Regions from separate parts of the Homo sapiens genome. Here region 1 is linked to region 2. Evidence: chromatin loops called from intact Hi-C (ENCODE). Cell type or tissue: PC-3. All regions are shown on one strand. Links, peaks and the distances in the headings refer to the core of each region. The heading gives the core; the rest is flanking DNA.

Region 1 (5,388 bases), core at 228-5,227, 130 kb before region 2:
GGACATTATGCTAAGTGAAATAAGCCAGACAAAGAAAGGCAAATAGTGCATGATCTTGCTTATATGTGGAGTCTTAAAAAGTTGAACTCACAAAAGCAGAAAGTAGAATGGTGGTTATCAGGGCCTGGAGGTCTAAGGGAGTTGGGAAGATATTGGTCAAAGGATACAAACCTTCAGTTAAACAGGAGAAATAAGTTCAAGAGGTCTATTGTACTGTAGGGTGACTATCGTTAACAATATATTGTATACTTAAAAATTACTAAGAGAGTTGGTTTTAAGTGTCCTCATCACAAAAAAATAAGAAGTATGTGAAGTAATGCACATGTTAAATAGCTTGATCTAGCCATTCCACAATGAATACACAATTATCAAAACAACATGTTGTACTCTATAAACAGATACAATTTTTATGTCAATTAAAATAATCTTTTTTAAAAAGAAACAAAAACGTGAGGTTCATATATGAACAACAGACATTAAAGGCTACTAATCTTCTAAAAACTTACAAGGACAAATCAAGAGTCAGGAAACTTTTTCTGCAAAGGTCTAGAGTATATAATTTAGGCTTTATAGGCCATAAGTCTGTACTGTAACTACTCTACTACAGTAGTGCAAAAGGAGTAACAGACAAAACATAATCAAATTAGTGTGGATGTGTTCTAATAAAGCTTTATTTATGAGGACTGAAAGCTGAATTTCATATAATTTTCATATGTCACAAAAAACCACTTTTAAAGTATTTTCCTAATCATTTAAATATGTAAACACTATTCTTAGACAATGGGATATGCAAAACCAGTTGGTGGGTCACGTTTGGCCTAAAGGCCATGGTCTGCCAACCCTTGAGATAAAGCGTCTTTATCTTATGAACATCGAAATGAAGTAAGACCCACATATGCATACAACCTCTCACCAGTCTCTCTTCTCTGATCTCTCCCAATTCTCTATCCCCAAAGCCAAAACTTGGAAGGGGCTGCCATAGAAGATAAGAATAATAACTGTCATAGAAGTTAAAACACCTGGAGTTTTAAAAACAAACAAAAGAAGAATCCAGCAACAATAACAAAAACACTTATGAGAGTCTTGTGTAAAGATGGCAAAGCTGAAATTGGAAAACAACCGTACAGGACGCTTTCCAGCTTTAATCTTAATATGGCTCACCAAAGACTATTCACATCATTTTGATAAACAATGTGAAAGATTAATAGGCATCCATTCCTTAAATACTTTTGGGAAAGTAAAGAATTATGATTCATTTGAACTATTAATGTCAATTAGTCCTTGCAGCTTTTTTTTTTTAGTTCTGACTTAGCTAAGAAGAGTAATATTAGAAGAGCAATAGTTATAACTAGGAAAAATGGAGAATGAAGAAACATTTGTAGCCTTTCTTCTGAGGGTATTTTTGGAATACTAGTCATTTGAATATCGAAAGATACGTATATTTAGCTTTTTATTTGTGGACATTCCTAAATATTGTTAATTAACTTTTCCCCATGTCATAAAACTTTCTAGAAAACTAAATTTTAAGCTGGATGCTGTGGTGCACACCTATAATCTTAGCTACTTGGGAGGCTGAGGCAGGAGATTGCTTGAGTCCAAAGGTTTAAGGCTGCACAACTTAATGATCTGTGAATAGACACTGCACTTCAGCCTGGCAAAACAGCCAGACCTGCATCTCAAAACAAACAAACAACAAAACCCAACTTCAATTTGCAACAATGTAAGAAAACAAAATGTTATGTCTTATTTAGCTCATTAAGCACATTTCCTCTTCCAGAAAAACTGTAAGGAAAATTAATGCCAATTTACTACCTCCATGAGTCTAACACAACAATAGAAAATAATCCTGAAACCAAAATTATTTAAGACTTCTACATATCTTTCACAATTTTTCTCAATTGGGCAATCTTTTCCATAGATGGCTTAAAGTAAAATTTTTGAAGTCCTTCAAATTTCCTACTACAAGAAAACTAGGTTTATACGCTAGGGATAATGCTTATAATTTAATAGTTCTTATTAGGAGCTTGTTATATAGTAGGTATCCGTACTAAAAGTACCCAAATAAACTGAATTCAAAGATATTCACAGAATTAAAACTATTTTGAGGCATGCTTATCACCCGAGAAAGAAGACATGATCATGTTTTCCTTAAGATTCAACACAAATGTATAAAATGTCATGGACTGGACACTTCTAAAGGGGCCACACAGCAGTTGTTAACAATGAACAACATAAATTCCAAAAGTTTGGGCATTTAACTATTATTTGGGCATCATTAATAAATTAGTTGTTTGTTTCTAAACTCTCCTGATGCTAAGCAAATCCAGACCATCAGCAATCAATCTAAAGACAATGAGCCTACTTGATATCACACAATCTCATTAATCTTCATCTGTCCTACCGCATCCTATCACTCTTACGCAAAATGAACACTAGAGGACTCAACTTCAACTTCTCTTCACTATCTAAGCAGGAGGTAGAAAAAAGCCTCGGGGACTTAGGGACATCACAAGCAATTATTTCACCAGCCTAGTGTGCTACATCACAGCAAATGAGTCTGACATGTAAATGTGACATAGCAAGGAGTAAAATAACGCAGTTCTTGAGCTATGTGTCTCACTGTCTTTGCTAAAACACCAGAATCCCCAAGAAACTTTGGCTTTAGTCTCCCCAGAAGACATGAAACTGAAATACTGTCAAAAAGAGACACTAAATATGCACAACACATGGGTAACATAATGATATCAATTTCACTCCTGTGACAGTCCAGGAATTCTCCTTGTTTTAACATACTAACCTAAAATCATCATAACATAGAGGTTGTGGGGTAAGAGGCAACAAGATTGTAAAATATGCTAGCTAATTTAAAAGGCCAAATGCCTGGATTTAATGTAGCCAAAATTACACTATATATATCAATTTCTTTGACCCTACAATGATCTTTTTTTTTAATCAGTTTTAGCCTAAAAACATAAAATGTACTTTAACTCTTCGTCGCCTCTTTTATTCCTACTACAGTTTCTTCCAGACAATAAAGATGGTAAAAACTGTGTCTTTACTTCATAACAGGATGTTGTTGTTTTAATTGTCCTTAAAACTGTTTTGTTTCTACCAGCACATTCATGGCACAGTTTGAACATTACGTGCTAATCATACAAGTGTGGAAACAACTTTATAGTACTATTAAACAATATAAGTAATGTTCCACAGTAGTTCTTCAGAGAAAAAGTATCTGGAAAGGAAACAGACTTAAAATTTTACTGCATATTCTCTTGTATTTCACAAACTTTAGAGAACTTGACAAGGACATACACTTTTGATACAGTATATATCATCTGAGTAGTAACAAAAGTATAGTTAAAAAAAATTCATGTTCCACAGGGAGTTCTACCTGAAAGAGAAATGAATTAAATATTAAACTTTTTTATAATTATCACTAAATACTGAAGGCACTTTCCCCACCATAACTACAGAATATATACAGCACATTTAGGCCATGGTTCAAAATAAGAGGGAATCAATGAATAAAAAGAGGGATGTGAGGAAAGTGTGGATAAAAGATATATATATATATATATACACACACACACACACATATATATATATATATATATATATTTTTTTTTTTTTGTGGGGAGGGATATAAAGAAAGTGATTTTGTATGAGGGACCTTGCATGGTGGATTCTTGTCCTAGAGTAAAGTAACTGGTTGTTTGAGAGGGAGATGGTGTAGGACAGGTCACAAGGTCCAGACATGTCATGGATGGTCTGTGTGGGTGATAATGGGGTTTGTGAAAGGGAATTTGTGAGGGGAGTTTTGTGTGTGATTAAGCTGGCTGTGACTGAAGGAAAACTGTTCGTGGTAGACTTTCTAGAAAATGGTCTAGGTGTTAGAGCCAGCTTTTCTTAAGGTATTAATTTGCTAACTTACCAGAATTTTTGCTTTTTCAATTCTGTGATTTATTTCTTTTGAAAGCTTCTCAGATTTGTGTAACTCTTTCCTTTAGCTTTTTTGTCAGCTCCTGTAACTTGTTTCTCCTCTGGTTCTGACTGCTGTTATGGCCTGATACTAGAGTGTTTTGCCTTAGAGATCTACAGGAACACTTTTCCCCCAGTATAGCTTGATTTGATGCTCTTGGTTTTTCTTGATATATAATCTTATTTTTGGCTTTTAATATTTGACTCCTATATTGCTTAAAATGTTTTAAGCCACCTCCATTCCTCTCTGGCCTAAAATGTTTAATTGGCTATAAGTCTTTTGACTTACACGTTCCCCGGCCAAAGGAAATCCTACAGAAACCTAAAAAACTAATTCAAGCCATGATGGGAAATAGGGGGTTGGACAGACTTCACTATGCCACCCCGGCTCTTGGAATTTAGGCCAGGTTCAAAAGGCCTTTCAAAATTATGAAAATAAAGTGTTGCCGTTTCCCACAAAGAAAAAAATAGTTCCTCTGTTTAACCAGACTTAGTCTTACTAAGAACTTAAAAAGAAAGATCCCCTGATGATCAATTACAACCCAAAATGGAAGGACCCCTATCAGGTATTGTTAAGGACCTCCACTGCTGTCAAACATTAGAGAATCACTAGCTGGATACAGCTGTCCAGGATTAAACCTGTTTCTTGTAAGTCGCTGCAGGCATAAGAGGAAGACACCATAACTTACAAACCTCTAGAAGACTTAAAGCTATTATTTCACAAACACACAGATAAATAATGTGATGCTGTGGGTGGGCATAGGAGCATTAAGTTTTCTCTTCCTTATAATTGTAATTTTCTTGTTTAACCTCCTACTAAAGTTTGTATCTTCTAAAGTCAACATAAAGATGATGCTGGCACAAGGCTTCCAACTCATCTTATCTTCTGACCCAGAAAATGAAAATATCCTGCTGTTGGGCTCCTTAGATCAGGTATCCAGAGATTTTTACTCCTCCCATGCTAGGCAGAGCCTATGTTTATAAAATCAGCAGAAAGCACTTACAGAAGATAGACCTGTGCCCATCTGCAGCCCTTTAAGATTAAGGAGGAGTTTCTAATCTCTGAGGGGGGAATAAGGTAGGAGACCAACAAGACTTGTTTTCTGGTGAAAAACTCTGCTGAACAAAACAGGATCTAGTCCACATGGGGCAAAGTGAAGAAACTGGCCAAAGCCAGCAGATGGCAACAAAAGCGATCTCTAGCTGCGCTCAATGCTCATTGGCCTAAGACACTGCCACCAGAACCATGGCAGTTGACAAATGTCATGGCAATGACTCAAAAGTTACCACCCGTTTCCATGGCAGTGACCCAGAAGTTACCCTTTCATAGAATCAATTTGTGTTAACTCACCCTTTAATTTGCATGTAAATGAAAGTGGGCATAAGTGAGTATAAATACAGTTGCCAAAA
Region 2 (5,388 bases), core at 96-5,095:
CCACCTTGGCCTCCCAATGTGCTGGAGTTATAGGTATAAGCCACTGTGCCTGGCCCACACTATTAAAATTAATAAGTGCATTTGGCAAGGTAGGTAGACACAGTCAATACAAAAAAAATTACTTTTTCTATTGGGAGGCCAAAGCAAGTGGATCACTTGAGGTCAGGAGTTCATGACCAGCCTTGCCAACATAGTGAAACCCTGTCTCTACTAAGCTACTTGGGAGGCTGAGGCACAAGAATTGCTTGAACCCGGGAGGCAGAGGTTGCAGTGAGCTGAGATAGTGCCACTGCACTCCAGCCTGGGTGACAAAGCAAGACTCCGTCTCAAAAAAAAATTTTTTTTTACTTCTTCTAGATACAGACATGCGTTGCTTAATGACAGGGATACGTTCTAAGAGATGTGTCTTTATGCGATTTTGTCATTGTGCAAACATTATAGAGTATACTTATACAAATCTAGATGGTATGGCCTACTATACATCTAGGCTATATGGTATAGCCTATTGCTTCTAAGCTACAAACCTGTGCAGCAAGTTACTATACTCAATACTGTAGGTAACCGTAACACAATGGTATTTGTATACCTAAACATAGAAAAAGAAAAGGTACAGTAAAAATACAGTATAAAAGATTTACAAAGATCGTGCCACTGCACTCCAGCCTGGGTGACAAAGTGAGATTCCGTCTCAAAAAAAAAAAAAAATTTTTTTTTTACTTTTTCTAGATACAGCCATGCATTGCTTAATGACAGGGATACATTCTGAGAGATGTGTCTTTATGTGATTTTATCATTGTGCAAACATCAAAGAGTCTACTTATGAAAATCTAGATGGTATGGCCTACTATACAGCAAGGCTACAAACCTGTAAGGCATGTTACTATACTCAGTACCATAGGTAACTATAACACAATGGTAAGTATTTGTGTATCTAAACATAGAAAAAGAAAAGGTACAGTAAAAATATAGTATAAAAGATTAAAAAATGTTATACCTGTGTGGGCACTTACCATGAATGAGGCTTATAGGACTGGAAGTTGCTCTGGGTAAGTCAGTGAGTATGTGCTGAGCAAATGTGAAGGCCCAGGACATTACTATACTCTACTGTAAACACTATCCACTTAGGCTACACCAAATTTAAAAATAATAATACTAATTACACTACTACTTTACAATGGTTATGATGTCACTGGATGATAGGAATTTTTCAGCTCCATTATAATCTTACAGAGCCACTGTAGTATATACCATTCATCCTTGACTAAAACATCGTTATGCAGTCCGTGACTATACTAACATAAAATAATTACAAGTGAAACTTTACAAAATGCCATTCATAAGTGCATTCAAAAAACCAAAGTACCTAAGAATAAATCTAATTAACAGTATGCAAGACTTTTCACATAAAACTACCAAACTACCTGGAGGGAAATTAAGGAAAATCTAAAATAAAATGAAGGAATCTAAGAAGTTCATGGATTACAAGGTATTAACTTCCCAAATCTCTCCAAATTGATTGAAAGACTTAATAATTCCAATCAAAATGCAAGCCAGTTTACTGGGTGGGGAGAAGGAAGAACCCGACACATTGATTTTAAAACTTCTATGGGAATGCAAAGTGCCAACAATAGTCAAGAAAATTTTGATGACCATTTTTTTAAAAAAATATCACTTACCCTCCAGAAATTATGACTTTTTATAAGGCTGAAAGTATTGAAGACATTTCAGTATTGTGGACAAGGATAAAAGACCATTGAGGCAGAGCAGAGAATCTAAAATGAACACAAACCCTTGATTTATGTACAACAAAGGTAACACAGAAGCAAGGCAGAAATTGATGGTCATTTCAATAACTGGTATAACACATCTATATGAAAAAAAGTGAAGCAATTAAAGATAGCAACATGAAAGGAAAAACAATAAAAGCATCAAGAAGGTAAGAGAAAATATACCTAACAGTAGATTTGACCAAGATTTCTTAAGCTAGCTACAAAAATCACCAGCCACGAAGAAAAAGACTGATGAACTGGATCCTTTATATCAATATATATTATAATAAATATATAATTATAAACTTTCTGTTCCTCAAAAAGATACTACAGAGAATAAAAATGTAAGCCACAGAGTAGAAGATATTTAAAATACATATATCTAACAAAGGTCTCACAACTAAGCTATATTAATAACTTCCACAAATCAATATATTTTTAAAAAGTAACCCTACAGAAAAATTGAATAGATACTTGACAGGCACATCACAAAGAAAGACATCTAAATGGTCAATTCAAATATAAAAAGTACTCAGACTCAGTCATCAGGGAACTAAAACCACAATGAAATACTGCTATAAACTCCATGTCAGCACCCACGAGAAGAAACTGGAATTTTCACGCACAACAGGTAGAAAGGTAAATTGGTAAAATCACTACAAAAACGTTTTGGCAGTATTTAGTAACAAGAATCCTATAACCCAATAATTCCACTCTTAGACAAATAATAGACAGAAATGCATACATTTGTGCAGCAAAAGGCATGTGCAAGAATGTTCATGGCATTACTCATAATACTTAAACAATCGAATTCAGCAATAAAAATGAACTCCTGCTATGCAGAATAAAATGATGAAGCTCCCAAACCATAAAACAAGTGAAAGAAGAGAAGGCAAAACAGGCAAAACTGATCTATGGCATTCGAAGCCAGGAGAGTGGTTGCCTTTTGGGTTGAGGTGAGCATGTAGGGCTGGGAAAGGGTCTGAGAGAGGTACCAGGAAGCTAGTAATGCTCTGTATCTTGATCTGAGTGGTGGTTACACAAGTGTGTTCACTTTGGAAAACACATGGATATTTTAGCTTATGCTCTCTTATGTATACATGCAATACATTGAGAAAGAAGTTTATTTTAAAAAAGTATGTAAAAAGTGTGGCGCAAGTAAAAAAAAACTATAAATAAAGCAACAACACAGAGCTGGTTTAAATAACATTGAGGGATGGTAGTTTTAGAAATTATAAACTGCAGTTTAAAATGAAATATCATTGTATCAATATTAGCTCATCAATTATAACAAAGGTACCACACTAACTCAAGACAGTAATAATGGGAGAAGCTGGAAAAAAGGGAAGTTACATGGAAATTATCTGTACTTTCTGCTTTATTCTTCTGTAAACCTAAAACTGCTCTAAAAAAAGTCTATTAATTTAAAAAAATTTTAATAAAATGAAAAAACTCAGTTCTAAGTATCCATATGTACATATACAATGAAGTTTATTCCTTAATATTTTATTACTAAAACAGGAAAATATCTTTATTTAGAGTACTTTCTAATCAGAATAATTAAAAACATGATGATCTAGGAAAATAAATCCATAAAAAAGGTTTTGGGGCTGAATGCAGTGACTCACACCTATAATCCCAGCACTTCAGGAGGCCAAGGTGGGAGGATCACTTGAGGCCACGAGTTTAAGACCAGTCTCGGCAATACTGCAAGACCCTACCTCTTTAAAAAAATAATAAAAACAGTTTTGGGAATTTTCTATACAGAAATCCTGATCAGGCTCAGAATCATTGCAGGACATATTTATAAGCTGACTAGTGTGCAAAATATACTAGAATACAAAATATAGATTATATGATTTAAAGTATTCACAAAGAGTTTTGATTTGCCAGAATATTTTATACAAACGAATATGGTTGGTATGAAAGGCAGGGTGACTAAAGAAGAAAAACAAAACTTGAGGAGAGAGAACAGCATTTTTTACATGCCGTTACTCTGATTTTTTTTTTAAGAGACAAGGTCTTGCTCTATTACCCAGGCTGGAGTGCAGTGGTACAATCATAGCTGACTGCAGCCTCAACTCCTAGACTCAAGCAATCCTCCCACTTCAGCCTCCCAAGTAGCTAGGACTACAGACACACACTACCACCACCGGCTAATTTTATTTCTCTTAGAGACAGAGCCTTGCTACATTGCCCAGGCTGGTCTCAAACTCCTGGCCTCAAATTATTCTCCTGGCCTGGCCTCCCAAAGTGCTAGGATTGCAGGTGTGAGCCACTGCACCGAACTGGTTTTGAAAATATTTTTTAAAAATAGTTCTCAGTAATGGAACCCCTGTTCTTGTATTTCTTGCCAATTCAGTTACAATTCATGTTAAAGGAAAGCAATTAAAGTATTATTATATCATAAAGCCACTGAGAAGATATATTCATTGACCACAGGAGTTACTCTTTCATGGGCACTCTTTTCAATATTAACTCATCTATTCACTCAAAATATTCAACAAGAACCTCCTAGACATAATTACTTCATTAAACAATTGTACTGAGCTCTTACATATGAGGGTACACAAGAAGGCAAATCAATCTCTCACAGCTAACAGTCTAATAGGAGAGATACATCATAACGCGTAGTTATTATAAACTATGCCAAGTACTGTGACATGGAAAGAACAAAGTGGCACAAAAACACGTCAGGAACATCGAACTCAGTTTCAGGAAGGATTAGTTTACCTAATGACTCTCACAGAAATCATTTAGTACATTCCTTTATTTCACAAATGAAAAACTGAAACATATATCTAAGTTCAAGTAATTAGCCCTGAAAAGTGAATCGATGTTAACCTGATAAAATAGGAATTGGGGCCAAAGAGGCAGCCGACTATTCCAAGCAGGGGGAACAGCATATAAATAGAGACAAGAATGAGCATAGCACTTTAGAGATTAGGAGGCCCTATAGAATAATAAAAGATAAAATCCTAAGTCTCCAGAGTTCAGTCTTATACATATGAAAGAACATGTTTAAATAAACCTACATCCAACTCTATTACTTCGTTTGTAGGTATGTGAGGATATAAAGTATGGTGGATTGTTAGAAAGGAGAAAAGAACAATAGGTAAGTTTACTGATTTGCAAAAGCTATAAAAACGTAAGAGATCCTGGAGACCCCTGCCACAGGCCTTCAGATTCTTTCCCACTCTGAAGTATTGATTCTGGACTCTATATAAACGTATCCTATTTTACACAACAAATGCTATTCTTGAAAATAACATGTAAGTTGAAAAACAGAATTTGTATGAATTAAATGTTAAATATATTATCAAGAGCTTACAGAAATTAAAGATCCTTGGAGCTATAATACTAATGCAACCAATCCTCCATGGCTCTAGGTCTGCCATTAACTAGCTCAGGCACAACTTTAAATAAGACTTAGCCCTTTTGGCCATCAGTTACCTCATTTATTAAATGAAAAGATTAAAATGTATTTTGTCTAATTATTCAAATTTAAATAACTTAAAATTCTATGATGCTAAGTTTAAATTATTGGCCATCACCATTTCTAATAAGGCCATACTGGAACCCATAATGAAAGATTAAATTTTTAAAAATACATATATTT

Evidence for each region. Peaks named below come from ENCODE experiments on the same cell type or tissue, not always from the same donor. Only the 100,000 strongest peaks of a DNase experiment are listed, where the experiment ranks them.
Region 1: it touches region 2 in a loop (4-fold over the local background); 2 of 110 quality-filtered maps call a loop at or near these places.

The regions. Positions count from the first base shown.
Region 1 is chr4:123,093,273-123,098,660 of GRCh38, reverse strand. The region is part of intron 14 of AFG2A (AAA ATPase AFG2A); the gene reads right to left. Among named protein-coding and RNA genes, the nearest start is that of AFG2A, 170 kb to the right of the region's middle. In PC-3, for the core only: a CTCF peak has its summit at 2,445; no DNase peak of the experiment used is centred there.
Region 2 is chr4:122,965,792-122,971,179 of GRCh38, reverse strand. All of the region lies in intron 9 of AFG2A (AAA ATPase AFG2A), which reads right to left. Among named protein-coding and RNA genes, the nearest start is that of AFG2A, 45 kb to the right of the region's middle. In PC-3, for the core only: no CTCF peak of the experiment used is centred there; a DNase peak (open chromatin) is centred at 2,599; H3K4me3 peaks cover 825 bases; H3K27ac peaks cover 963 bases.